2 separate regions of the Homo sapiens genome follow, and region 1 is linked to region 2. Evidence: chromatin contacts called from ENCODE Hi-C or POLR2A ChIA-PET data. All regions are on one chromosome and are shown on one strand. The core of a region is the stretch at or near the end of the contact, and the rest is flanking DNA. Distances in the headings are between cores, read along the strand shown.

Region 1 (6,275 bases), core at 764-3,263, 180 kb after region 2:
CTATTTTTTCCTGCTAGTTACCCTAATAAATTAACTAAGAGTGTATCTTTCTTCCTTCATTCATCCTCCTTATAGTTGTATAGGCTCTATGTCTTTCTAAATACAGGGGCTTAGAAAATTAGAACTCTAAAATGAAATTTTATTAGTATGCATCACTGATAGTCAGGAGTCAGCTAAGTTTACCATAATGAAGATTTTTGTTTACTTTTTAAAAACTTGGATGTGAACTGTAAATGTGTATTGAAATTTATACATCCAGATACACTTTTACCTACTTTAAAGGGGAATCCGGCACAGTGGCACTTGCTGGTAGTCCCAGCTTTTTGACAGGCTGAGGTGGGAGGATCCTTTCAGCCCAGGAGTTCAAGGCAAGTCTGGGCAACGTAGTGAGACCCCATCTCTGAAAAAATGGTTGGGGGTGGGGTGGGGACATGGAAAAAGGGGAGCTGTACTAATGGTATATCGGCTATGCCCTCATTTCAAGAAAATCTGACATAAAATATTACAACTTCTAAAAAATACTATTTTCATTCTAGACTAATTACAAATGATCCCTTTATATTATATTCATTAGGGCATTTTTAATCCATTTATAAAAATATGTGGAACAACTGTTAACCTATACTATATGTTATAATCAAATGAAAAGCTATATCAGAAGCTATGGATATCTTGGGCTTAAAACTCATTTTTTAAAAAATCCAACAGGAATAGTAAGTAGTGTGTAAGTAGATTTTGATCCAGTGGGTTTTTGATCTGATGGATATTCTTTCCCTTTATTTCTCACAGTAGCACCCTATTCTTTTTTTTTTTTTTTTTGAGACAGGGTCTTGCTCTGTCATCCAGGCTAGAGTGCAGTGGCACGATCACTGCAGCCTTGACAACTCTTGGGCTCAAGCGATCCTTGTACCTCTCAGCTTATTCTTTAACCTCTTTTGAAAATGCCCGTGTCACAGATCCCACGCAGTCTTGTTTGCTATCTTTTATAAGAAGCAGCAGAGGTTTTTACCACCCTTTTAATAACACCTCCAGCAATAGAAAGACCAACTCATTCATCTTGTTTCACATACATATCAAAGTAGAAAAGTAAGATGTGCTCCACCTATCTATCCTTCTCCCTCGAATTGGCACATTTCCTATAGAAGAGGGGTCCCCAACCCCTGGGCCACGGACCAGTACCAGTGGCCTGTTACGAACGAACGGGCTGGCTGCACCGCAGGAGGTGAGCAGAGAGCAATCCAGCAAAGCTTCATCTGTATTTACCGACACTCCCCATCATTTGCATCTCCACATCCTGTCAGATCAGCGGCAGCATTAGATTCTCATAGGAGCATGAACCCTATTGTGAACTACATATGCAAGGGATCTGGGATCTAGGTTGCTTGCTCCTTATGAGAATCTAATGCCTGATGTGTCATTCTGTCCCATCACCCCCAGATGGGACCATCTAGTTTCATGAAAACAGGCTCAGGGCTCCCACTGACTTAATGGTGAGTTGTATAATTATTTCATTTTATAGTACAATGTAATAATAATAGAAATACAGTGCACAATAAATGTAATGTGCTGAAATCATCCTGAAACCATCCCTGCCCCCTTCCCCCCAGCCCCCCGCACCCAGTTCATGGAAAAATTGTCTTCCACGAAACCAGTCCCTGGTGCCAAAAAGGTTGGGGACCACTGCTTTAGAGGAATAGCTGAGGATATCTCTTACTTTATCCTTTTCTGAACTGGTAACATTTTAGATAAAGCACAGGTGTCTCTCTCTAAGTACAAGATGTCAGCATTCATGTCAATTCAGTGTACCGTGTCTTAGTAGGACATTGAAGAGACTTGGTAGCCTAATAACAACAGCATTTGCCAAAATGTTTGAGTGAAGAGTAGCATTTTGATTTAAATCAAATCAAACCCTAGAAAACTAAATCATAAGCAAAAAATGAAGAAAACACAAGATGGTCACTTAGAAGTATAAATCTGGAGGCTCAGTTCAATGCTGAGGTTTTATGTGAGCACATTGTTTCTTCTATGTGATGGTACTTAGTATGGGAATGAAGTTACACAAAACAACAGCAATTTGTTCAGCTTGAGACCTAATTCATAACTTAAAACCATAGTGATAAAAATTCTTTCCCCCTGTTTTAGAGAGGAACCTTAACCCCAAAGCAGCCTGCCTTAAGAGAAGGGAAGAAGAAAAAGTTTCTGCCGTATCGGCAGAGCCGCCAACCACACTGCCAGGAACCCATCCTGGGCTTAGTGAAACTACCAACCCTATGGGTCATATGTAAACATCAGCCAGGTAAGTACGGGTTTGAAAAGAAACAGCAAGGAAATAACCTTAAGATTCATCTTAAACTGGGTTAGAATCTTTGAACAGAATTCTCTAGTGAGCAGTGGCCATTGTAAAGGTCACATGTAATTTGAAATATAACAGTTTGTCTTTCTGTTACATTATCAGACTTAGAGAGCCAGTGTCATTTTATAGCAAATTGCCATTTTCTTCAAAGTGTGGCAGTATCTTGTGACTTTGGTTCTTCTGTTCGGAGTCATCATGTGTACTCTCTTACATGAGTATCTTCCTGATCCAAGAAGAAATAGTACAATGACTCAACCGTCAGAAAACGCTCTTGTTACCACTCATGTTCTTCATTTCTTTATTCAGAAATGCTGACTATATCATCAACCAGTTTTCTGCCAATTATCTAGCTTTTTGTCATGAAGCCTTTATACATGAAAAAGTTATCACTTGTATTTGGATCAATAATGCAAGTTTATGATATGATGCTTCTTCCCCACTTGCAAGCACATCAGTTAACACCCTCTAGAATCTATTAATGAATGGGAAGTTATTATATATGTTAGAGCCAGAATGCCCTTCTCTCTGGTGGAATTTTACTTGTTCAAAGACTGTTCTTTATATCTTCCTTTTCATGGACTAAACATAATTCAGTTCCTTGTGATTTTTTTTTTTTTTCCTCAAGACAGAGTCTCGCTCTGTTGCCCAGGCTGGAGTGCAGTGGCACGATCTCAGCTAACTGCAGTCTCTGCTTCCCAGGTTCCAGCAATTCTCCTGCCTCAGCCTCCCGAGTAGACTAGCTGGGATTACAGGTGTGCACCACCATGCCCGGCTAATTTTTGTATTTTTAGTAGAGATGGGATTTCACGATGTTGGCCAGGCTGGTCTCGAACTCCTAACCTCAGGTGATCCACCCGCCTCAGCCTCCCAAAGTGCTAGGATTACAGGCATGAGCCACCTCGCCCAGCTGGTAACTTCATTTTTATAATCTGCTTTCAGCAGTATGTAGTTTTTTTCCCAATTTTATCAACAGATTAAAGGTAGTAAGTAAAGGCAGATGAGTGCGGGGTGTGGAACAGAAAAAAATATCAAGTGCAGTTTCATTTGGTCAGTTTCGTGGCTGTCTCATTTTGAACTGAAAGTCTGGAATTTGATAGATTGTTTGATAGATAAACTACAAATATTAGTAACTCACCTTTTCCTGAGGGTTTTAGTTCCTACCGCCACTACATATATAGGGTCAAATGAGACTACATATAGGGTCAAATGAGACTACATATAGGGTCAAACCAGACCACAAAGAAGATTTCATTTAGGGTAAAAGAAAAGAAGAGTTAAGGCAGTTATTTCGTAAGTCAGTTATAACTGTAACATTAGCACACTGGAGAAAACCTCAAACTACCTCCCCCACAAAAAGTATCCAGCAATCTAACAGATTGTACATGTCAGGGACTTTAGGCAAGAGCTAGTTTACAGATCCTCTAAAACCTAGATCATTGTTTCATACTCTGTAGAAAATATAGACTACTATGAAACAGTAAGTATTTTTGCTTCAAAAATAAACTTTGAAGTTTTTTTGTTTGTTCTGGGATTTTTTTGTTGTTGTTGTTGTTTGTTTGTTTGTTTTGAGATGGAGTTTGACTCTGTCGCCTGAGCTGGAGTGCAATGGTGTGATCATCTCGGCTCACTCCAACTCCCGCCTCCTGGGTTTGAGCAATTCTTCCACCTCAGCCTCCTGAGTAGCTGGGATTACAGACATACACCACCACGCCCAGCTAATTTTTTTGTATTTTTAGTAGAGACAGCGTTTCGCCAGGCTGCCCAGCCTGGTCTCAAACTCCTGACCTCAAGCGATCCGACCACCTCGGCTTCCCCAAGTGCTGGCGTTACAGGCGTGAGCCGCTGAGCCCGGCCAAAAAATTAACTTTGAAGTTTTAAAATAAAACCATGCCACTATTTCTCAGTGCAAAAGAGACTTTCTAAACTGATAGATTATTTCAAAGAAGAGTGATGGGAGAGGTAACTTATGCTCAGGTCCCAGATAACCACCAAGCTGTGAAAAAGAGCACTAGGCATTCTGCCCTAACACTTCTCTTGGAGCCTGTGTCTTATTTTTCTTGTCTCGCTCTAGTTAGTTCTACCCATTTCCTCTTGTTTTCTTCTCAGTCTCTCTTACTCGTTCAACTTTGTCTTCTTATTCTCATCTCGTTTCCTTCTGTTTACTTCCTGTGCTTTTACTACTTCTCTATTTCATACTGCTCTCATAGCTCTACCTTTATCTCTTTATAATGTGGAAATTTTCCCACTTAGGTTAAAATTAAACTTTGGGCATTCCCACCTATCAAAAAAGGATCAAGAATTCTTTTAAGTTTAAAAAGGCATCAAGATATGAGACATGTAGTGAATGCACTTTGTTCCATAGATTGTATAGGCTAGTGTTTGTCATCTTAGAATATGTGTTAAGGTTGCTAATTTCATAAAGATAGTTATCTGGTTTCATAAATTGGATAGCAGATTAAAAGTAGCAAGAGACAGGGCAGCAGGAACAATGCTACTAGAATCAAAATGGCTAAGACATGACCACAGAATGACTGGTTATAAACGTACAAAAATTTGCCATCCTGTAATGTAGGCCAAGTAGCTTTGAATATCTTAGTTTTCCGTCCCTAAGAGCATTGCTGTGTACCTAAACAATACTGTGGTTATTGTTTAATAAGGAAGTAAAAGTTATGATTCTATCTAAAACTATTTTATTAAAAATTTAAAGTAGAAAATTTCAGAGTTACTGCTATATATATTATATTGGGAACATAAGTATGTATAGAATTTGTACTAATAGAGTAAAATATTCTTAATAAATAGCAAACATTTGTTGAGGACCTACTGTGGACCAGGAACTGGGACCAATATGAAAATGAATGCAAGGTAGCCTCTGACCTCAGGTGCTCTCAGTTTAGATGAAATAAATGTAAACTATTAACACTGTGGTTGAGTGGAGGCAGCAGCAAATTGAGGGCTTTACCATTGTCTCACTACTGAGGAATGAATGAGTAGCACCTCAGAGCTCAGTTATTGCCAACTTGAGTGTTATTAAAATGAAGGTTTGCATCATTGCGGCAGCTGTTTTATACGCCTATAGTTTGTGATTCTGTAATCGCATGATCTCCTTTAAAAATCTTACCATATAGCCGGGTGTGGTGGTGCACACCTGTAGTCCCAGCTACTCAAAGACTGAGGTGGGAGGATTGCTTGAGCCCAGGAGTTGAAGGCTGCGTTGAGCCATGATCATGCCACTGCGCTCCAGCGAGGGTGATAGAGCAAGACACTGTCTGAAAAGAAACAAACAAAAAACCTTACCATACACATCAAGTAAAACCATTTCAGTATACCTTAAAAGGAAAAAGTTCATTAAGTCACTTAGCAGACTACAAATTTAGTGCAGACCTGGATATAGATGAGGAATACCAGCATTTTTTTGTTGGTGGGAGGGGGAAGGTGTTTTATTTTTAACAATTATGTACTAACTGGTATTGTCCTCTCCCTTGGCTGTCCCTGCCACAGTTCCAGAGTTATCAGTAGGCTAGATAGAAGGTGACCTCTCCTCATAAGGACTTGGACAACTCAGATTATCTGAAGACACAAACCTGACAGGAGGGAGAAGAAAAAACAAAACACTTGAACCAAGAAACTCAAATGTAATCCTACGATCAAAGCAACTGGTCAACACTTCCATCAGAAGTGAAGATAGGAAGCTCATCAGATAGAACATCAGCCCATGAGATGTTTGCAACAAATCTTTTGTTGCAAGCAGTGTGTCGCTTCTGCACAATCAGAGACTGTCTCGATCTCTCCACTCACCGTGGAAGTTGCCTTGTGCCTAAACTGAATTGACAAATGCATTGTAACTACAAATTTTATTTATTGTTATGAAACTGTAAGGTCTACATATAAAGGGAAAAAGTTAATGTGGAAAGCTGATCTA
Region 2 (6,068 bases), core at 3,254-5,753:
TATGTGGTGGTACAGGGGGAAATTGCAGGGCTGAGAGTTAGGAGGTGTGGATTTTAATCCAGATTCTGAAAATACCTTTACCTTTCTGATAGGGTAATGCTGGGAATTCTCAGAGGTCTTGTACAGCTCTAGAATTTTACAATTCCATAATCTCATAAATTTAATAACTTTTATTCAACCCTGAAAAAGGCCACAACTAGAATTATAACTGCTATTTTGCAAATGATTAAAACTAAGGCAGAGGACAATTAAGTGTTTCTTTCTGAGGTCACAAAGCCAGTAAATGTTAAAACTAAATGTAGAACTCATATCTCCTGACTCTTAGTTGAATGCTGTTTCCATTAGGCCACACTGTTTAGGTGTTTAAGATACCTGTTGTTTCTTCATAGCTCAGATTTTTTACTAGCTCAGCATTTTCTTAAACCATGATTATGGAGACACTGATCTTGATGGATGACCGTGGAAAAACGGTTCCACAGTGAAATAACTTTGGACACCATTGCGTATCAGTTGTTCCCTCTTAGAAATTCAGATTGTACTTTGGAATGTTAAAGACTCTGAAAAAAGAAAAAGCTGATTTAACTTTTTTAGCCTACGACACCCCAAAATCACATTAGGCACAGAAGGCTTTTTGTAAAGAGCGTCATTAGCTTCTGAGAAACTAGTTTTCTGTAGGACACTGGGAAATGTTTCTGGTTATTTAAAGGAAAAAAAAAAGATCATGAAAGTTCTCTGAAAAGTAAAATAGCATCATGTTAATAGAATTGCTATACAGTCATCCCTTAGTATCTGTGAGGGATTGGGTCCCCTGATGCTCAAGTCCCTTATATATATATATAAAATGGTATAGTTTTTGCATATAACCCACACATATCCTCCTGTATACTTTAAATCATCTATAACTTACATATAATACCTAACACAATGTAATTGCTGTGTAAATAGTTCTTATGTTGGATTGTTTAGGGCATAATGACAAGGAAAAAAATGTCTGTATACATTCGGCACAGATGCAACCATCCATTTTTTTCCCCTAAATATTTTCAAATTGTGGTTGATTGATTTCACAGATGTGGAACCCACAGATAGAGGGCAGACTGTATATATTGTTGTAACTTATTTTAGGCATGTTAACTCATTTAACAGGTTGGGTCTAATTGCTCAAGTATATTACTGTCAAACCTCTGCTTATAAGCATTTGACTTATAAGCAGACCAAGTGTCTTCCCATTGCTGCTGGAATCTCTTTGCTTAACTCCACTTTCTGTATCTCAGAACTTAAAGGGCACCTCTGGTAAAGCTTCTGTGTTTTATTTCCATTTCATTGTAGATTGCATAGGTTTCAGTGGATTTGTCTGGGAATTTAAGCCCAAGTACACTTTTTTTCTGTATATTTGGTACCTCAAATAACCAAATTTCAAAGAAAATTCTTCTGTAAACTTGATATTGCTTGCAATATAACCTATGAAAAATTCTGAAATCTCCTAGAGTTACAAAATATGTAGAATCACCATTTTCAGACTATCAAAGGGTAATACAACCCTGCCCTCAAAAGTTAACTCTTTTGGCTTAGTGGGGTGGCTCACATTCCCAGCACTTTGGGAGGTAGGAGGATTGCTTGAGCCCAGGAGTTTAAGACCAGCCTGAGCAATATGGTGAAACCCTGTCTCTACAAAAAATAAAAAAAATTAGCCAGGCATGGTGGCACATGCCTATGGTCCCACCTACCTGGGAGGCTGAGAGGGAGGATTCCTTGAGCTGGGGAGGTGGAGATTGCAGTGAGCCAGATCACTTCACTGTATTCCAGCCTGGGCAACAGATCCAACCCTGTCTTAAAAAAAATAATAAAAAATAAAAAAAGATATGTAGTTTGATATACTTGAAATTTCTTCACTAGATGAGATACTGAAAATGATTATAAAGTGTCGAAGGGAAATAGTATCTGATTTGACAGTGTTTCATAAGGATGAGGCCTTTTACTTTTTCCAGTGTTTTAATAACCCTAAATTTCATGAAAGAATATGATTGTATATTCATTGATCTACATTCTCTGACCTTTGGCTGTGCTGACAAACACAAAATGTTGGCACCAAGAGAAACTTGAGAGAAAGGAGCCTAGATACAGTTGAAGGCACTAAAGCCAAGAAAAATGAAATTACTTGTTAGTTTGAAACATGGCCCTGGCCAGGCACAATGGCTCACCCCTGTAATCCCAGCACTTTGAGAGGCTGAGGCAGGTGGATCACCTGAGTTCAGGAGTTCGAGACCAGCCTGACCAACATGGTGAAACCCCATCTCTACTAAAAATACAAAAATACAAAAAAAAAAAAAAAAAAAAAAAAAACCAGTCAGGCATGATGGCACATGCTTGTAATCCCAGCTGTGTGGGAGGCTGAGGCAGGAGAATTGCTTGAACGCAGGAGACAGAGGTTGCAGTGAGCCCAGATTGCGCCACTGCACTCCAGCCTGGATGACAGAGCAAGACTCCATCTCAAAAAAACAAAACAAACAAACAAAAAAACAGAAAAAGAAACATGGCATTGACCCTCTTGATTCTGACTAGCTCACAGTCCCTTTCCACTACGTTGCTTTTTTCCTCTTTTTAACTTCTTGTGTTCAACCATTTGTTTCATCTGCTGCCTTTTTCTACATTATAGCTCTGCTGTCTTGTTCTTTCTTTCACTATTGCTCAACTCTCATTAACCAGTCTGAGTTGTTGAGTACCTTCCTCCATCTTTTTTATGTATTCATTCCTCCATTTTTTTCTGCCCTTTACCATGCCCTTTTTCTGCCTTTTACAGAGGAAAGTACTGTATGGTAGAATATTAAAGTGAATAATATTCAGTCTATCTTTATAGACTATTATTTTAGTGTGATAGAGGGATAAGAATTTCAACAATTAATATACGTGGCAGAATGTCAGTGATACGAATAAATTCTTACAGACATTCAGAAGAGATTACATTCAGGCACAACCAGAGGTGATCAGGAAAAGTTTTATTGTGGGTCACATTTATTCCAGTCAGCACTCTTTTTGTTATAAGTGACAGAACCTAACTTAAACCGGGTGAAACAAAAAGTGGTGTTTATTAACCCATTTATCTAAGAAGGCTAGGAATAGATTGATTTGGAGCATGGGGGACCTAGGGGTTTAAACAATATCATCAGCCCTCCCTCTTTCACCTTGCAAATGTTTCGTTGAAAGAATAAGAACTGGAGAGGCAAATTGGGCCAAGGAGAGTGGATGTGAGAAGTGGGAAAATTTAGGAGTACAGTGTTCTGGTCTCTCCTTCTCTAGCTCCCTCACTCCAGTATTTCCAGATTGCTCTAAATTGTTCTTCATGGTTGCTATATTGTAAGGTACCTTATTCCTTAGTGGTATGGAATGTTTTTAATCAGTGGACATGTGCATTTAATTTATAACATCCTGTTCCTGGCAGTATCGTCTTTTTCCATGCCCCTGCCCTGCCTCTACAGCCTAAAAAGCAGTTCTCTTTCTATGGTTAGAATGAATTTTGATAGCCATTCTCTGAAGCTGTTTCTGTGAGCCAGAGATGACCTGAAGGCTTCTTTTCTACCCAGTCTGAGAGAGACCGAAGTAATACTAACGCCTTAGTTTGAAAGAGGTTCCACACTTTCCAGAGTACTCCTGTATGGACTCAGATCCCTCTTATCTATGGGTAATCCGTCCTAGAATGAATTACTTGAAAGAGTAACCAGGATTTCAGAAAATATAGGGAAAAAATATATTTCATTTGAATTTTAAAAAAATATTTCAAAAATTAAAATTAAAATAAGAATATAATATTAAAAAGTGAACTATATATTATTCACTAGGTCTTAGAGTAAACAAAGAATTAGTTGTTGATTTTTTTAGCGTATTCTTCTCAGAAAATTTATATGGTAATACTATATATCCTGTATTTCACATTTGAATCTTGTTGATTTAGCCTACTATTTCTAACTCAGGTCGTAATCCATTAGTGACTTTATATTTGATTAAATGGCTCTTTAACACCTTTTTCAGGACCTCATGAAGTCTTCAGTCTTTTGCATGGTATTCAACTTATAGTAGATTTGTTTTGTTTATATATTATGGGATATTCAACAGAAGATTGATCAAAGCAATCAACTGTGGCTTGAGACAACCGTACTATCTGTAGAGGATATTTCAGAGTTTTTTTTTTTTTAAGTTATCTGGTCTAATGGATTTTTTGGTGAGCTCACAACATTGGCTTAACTATGCATCCTTGCAAACTCTAGGGACTTAAATCAAGTGGACCACCTTTACTTTTACTTGTTTATCCAGTGCATTTCCTCATTGTCACTTGGGTGTGCATTGTCTATGATCAGTAGTTATCTTTATGGATCCTTATTGTTTTATAGTGGGCCAGTTGCATAGATCTGATAAATGGTTCTTCTTTGAATCTTCCCATTGTTTGTGTCTAGTTCTAACCAAGTGAACATGAACTCCTAACCAGAGATGTTCTGAGTTCTGCCTGTAGGGAGGTGGATGACAGGGGCCGTGGCTACTTGGTTGCTAGAGAACAAGAGAAAGATTGCTTTTAAGGAGCTTTTGTAGCTTTACAGTTCTGCTATATGCGTAGAATTTCAGAAGCACACCATAGCACGCAGTTGAGAATTTGGGACACTGTTTTGATTTAAGAAAAGTCCTAGAGCAGCATTAACAGATCTTGCCTCCTATGTGGTAACATTTCGGATTCACTTCCTCTTTTTTTTTTTTTTTTTTTAGTAGAGATGAGGTCTTGCTGTGTTGGCCAGATTGGTCTTGAACTCCTAGGTTTAAGTGATCTTCCTGTCTTGGTCTTCCAAAGTGCTGGGATTATAGACATGAGCCACTTTATCTAGCCCAGACTAACTTCTTATAGTAAAGATGCTGCCTTCATCATTTAATAAAGGCTTTCAGAATGTTTTATTTAAAATAAATGGTTTCATATTAAAATTCTCATAGATGTTTGAACTGGATAAATAATATGTTATAAAGAATAGAAGTAGGGGGAGGTATTCCTGGTACTTACTCCCCATACCCTGAAAACTCTAGGGCCTCTTTCAAAGTGAAGAATTAGCAGTAGCTTGATTAGTGGTCATGGTATTTATGTAAGTTTTAATTAGCCATCAAAATAATTTTTTAAAAAAATTTGAAAGCATATACTGAATTGCTTTGGTTTAAATTGTACAAGTATTACTATTGTCTGAAGGTTTCCATTACATTCTGGTCTTTAGTTATATAGGTTTTTTTACTACATTGCTGTAGTTGAATAAGCCTCACATTTTATGTGAGGCCCCATAAAACAATTGATTATTTTGAGTGTCAATTCACCATTTTTGTAATCTCCTTATTTCCACATCTCAGCTTCTTTTTCTTCTTGGAAAATTCAGCCTTTGCCTTTCATAATTCATGGTTTTTGTGACTTCCAGTTTGGTATTTGTTGTTTTTATTTGTGATTTTAGATTTTAGGGAGGCTTTTTTTGGTGGTGGTGGTTTTTGTTTTTTGTTTTGTTTTGTTTTTTGAGACAGAATCTTGCTCTGTTGCCCAGACTGGAGTGCAGTAACACATCTATGGCTTACTGCAGCCCCAACTTCCCAGGCTCCAGTGATCCTCCCACTCAGCCTCCCAAGTAGCTAGGACTACAGGTGTGTGCCACCACACCCAACTAATTTTTAAAAAATTATTCTTTGTAGAGACACAGTCTTGTTGCGCTGCCCAGGCTGGTCCGAACTCTTAGGTTCAAGCGATCCTCCAGGCTTGGCCTCTCAAAGTGCTACGATTACAAGCGTGAGCCACCATGCCTGGCCCCTGATTTTAGGTTTCTGTGAACACTAGAACTTGCCATTCTGCCTGTATTTCAGGACTTTCTGATACGTACGCATGTGCACGCGTGCGTGCACACACACACGTGCATATGCACCCACACACATATATATATGGTTCTGAGTTTTTAAATCTTTATCTTGAAAAATGTTTCTTTGGGTATTTCCATATACATGATATGTTTTGGTGGTTCCACAGTCATTCTTGTGTTACGTATTTGTTTTTTAGTTTGAGT

What was found. Hi-C counts contacts between places; a loop is a spot of excess contacts on that map. ChIA-PET counts read pairs that join two places held with the same protein, here RNA polymerase II (POLR2A). Pooled maps may share reads with other maps.
Region 1: a loop to region 2 is called in a pooled map, with 2.4 times the contacts of the local background. The contact joins two enhancer-like sites. A Hi-C loop is called at or near these places in 2 of 50 pooled maps. POLR2A ChIA-PET finds 5 or more read pairs at or near these places in 2 of 52 experiments (CD4-positive, alpha-beta T cell and activated B cell).

Annotation. Positions count from the first base shown.
Region 1 is chr15:57,280,303-57,286,577 of GRCh38, forward strand. It overlaps TCF12 (transcription factor 12), which reads left to right. Exons shown (of 21, transcript NM_207037.2): 20 at 2,143-2,296; 21 at 5,855-6,275. The coding sequence ends at 2,285. Among named protein-coding and RNA genes, the nearest start is that of SNORD13D, 4.8 kb to the left of the region's middle. RefSeq lists an enhancer at 4,477-4,536. Within about 2 kb of position 2,014, at least 2 of the 41 ENCODE cell types and tissues checked have a DNase peak (open chromatin) inside an H3K27ac peak, as active enhancers do.
Region 2 is chr15:57,095,693-57,101,760 of GRCh38, forward strand. The region is part of intron 5 of TCF12 (transcription factor 12); the gene reads left to right. Among named protein-coding and RNA genes, the nearest start is that of SNORD13D, 180 kb to the right of the region's middle. Within about 2 kb of position 4,504, at least 3 of the 41 ENCODE cell types and tissues checked have a DNase peak (open chromatin) inside an H3K27ac peak, as active enhancers do.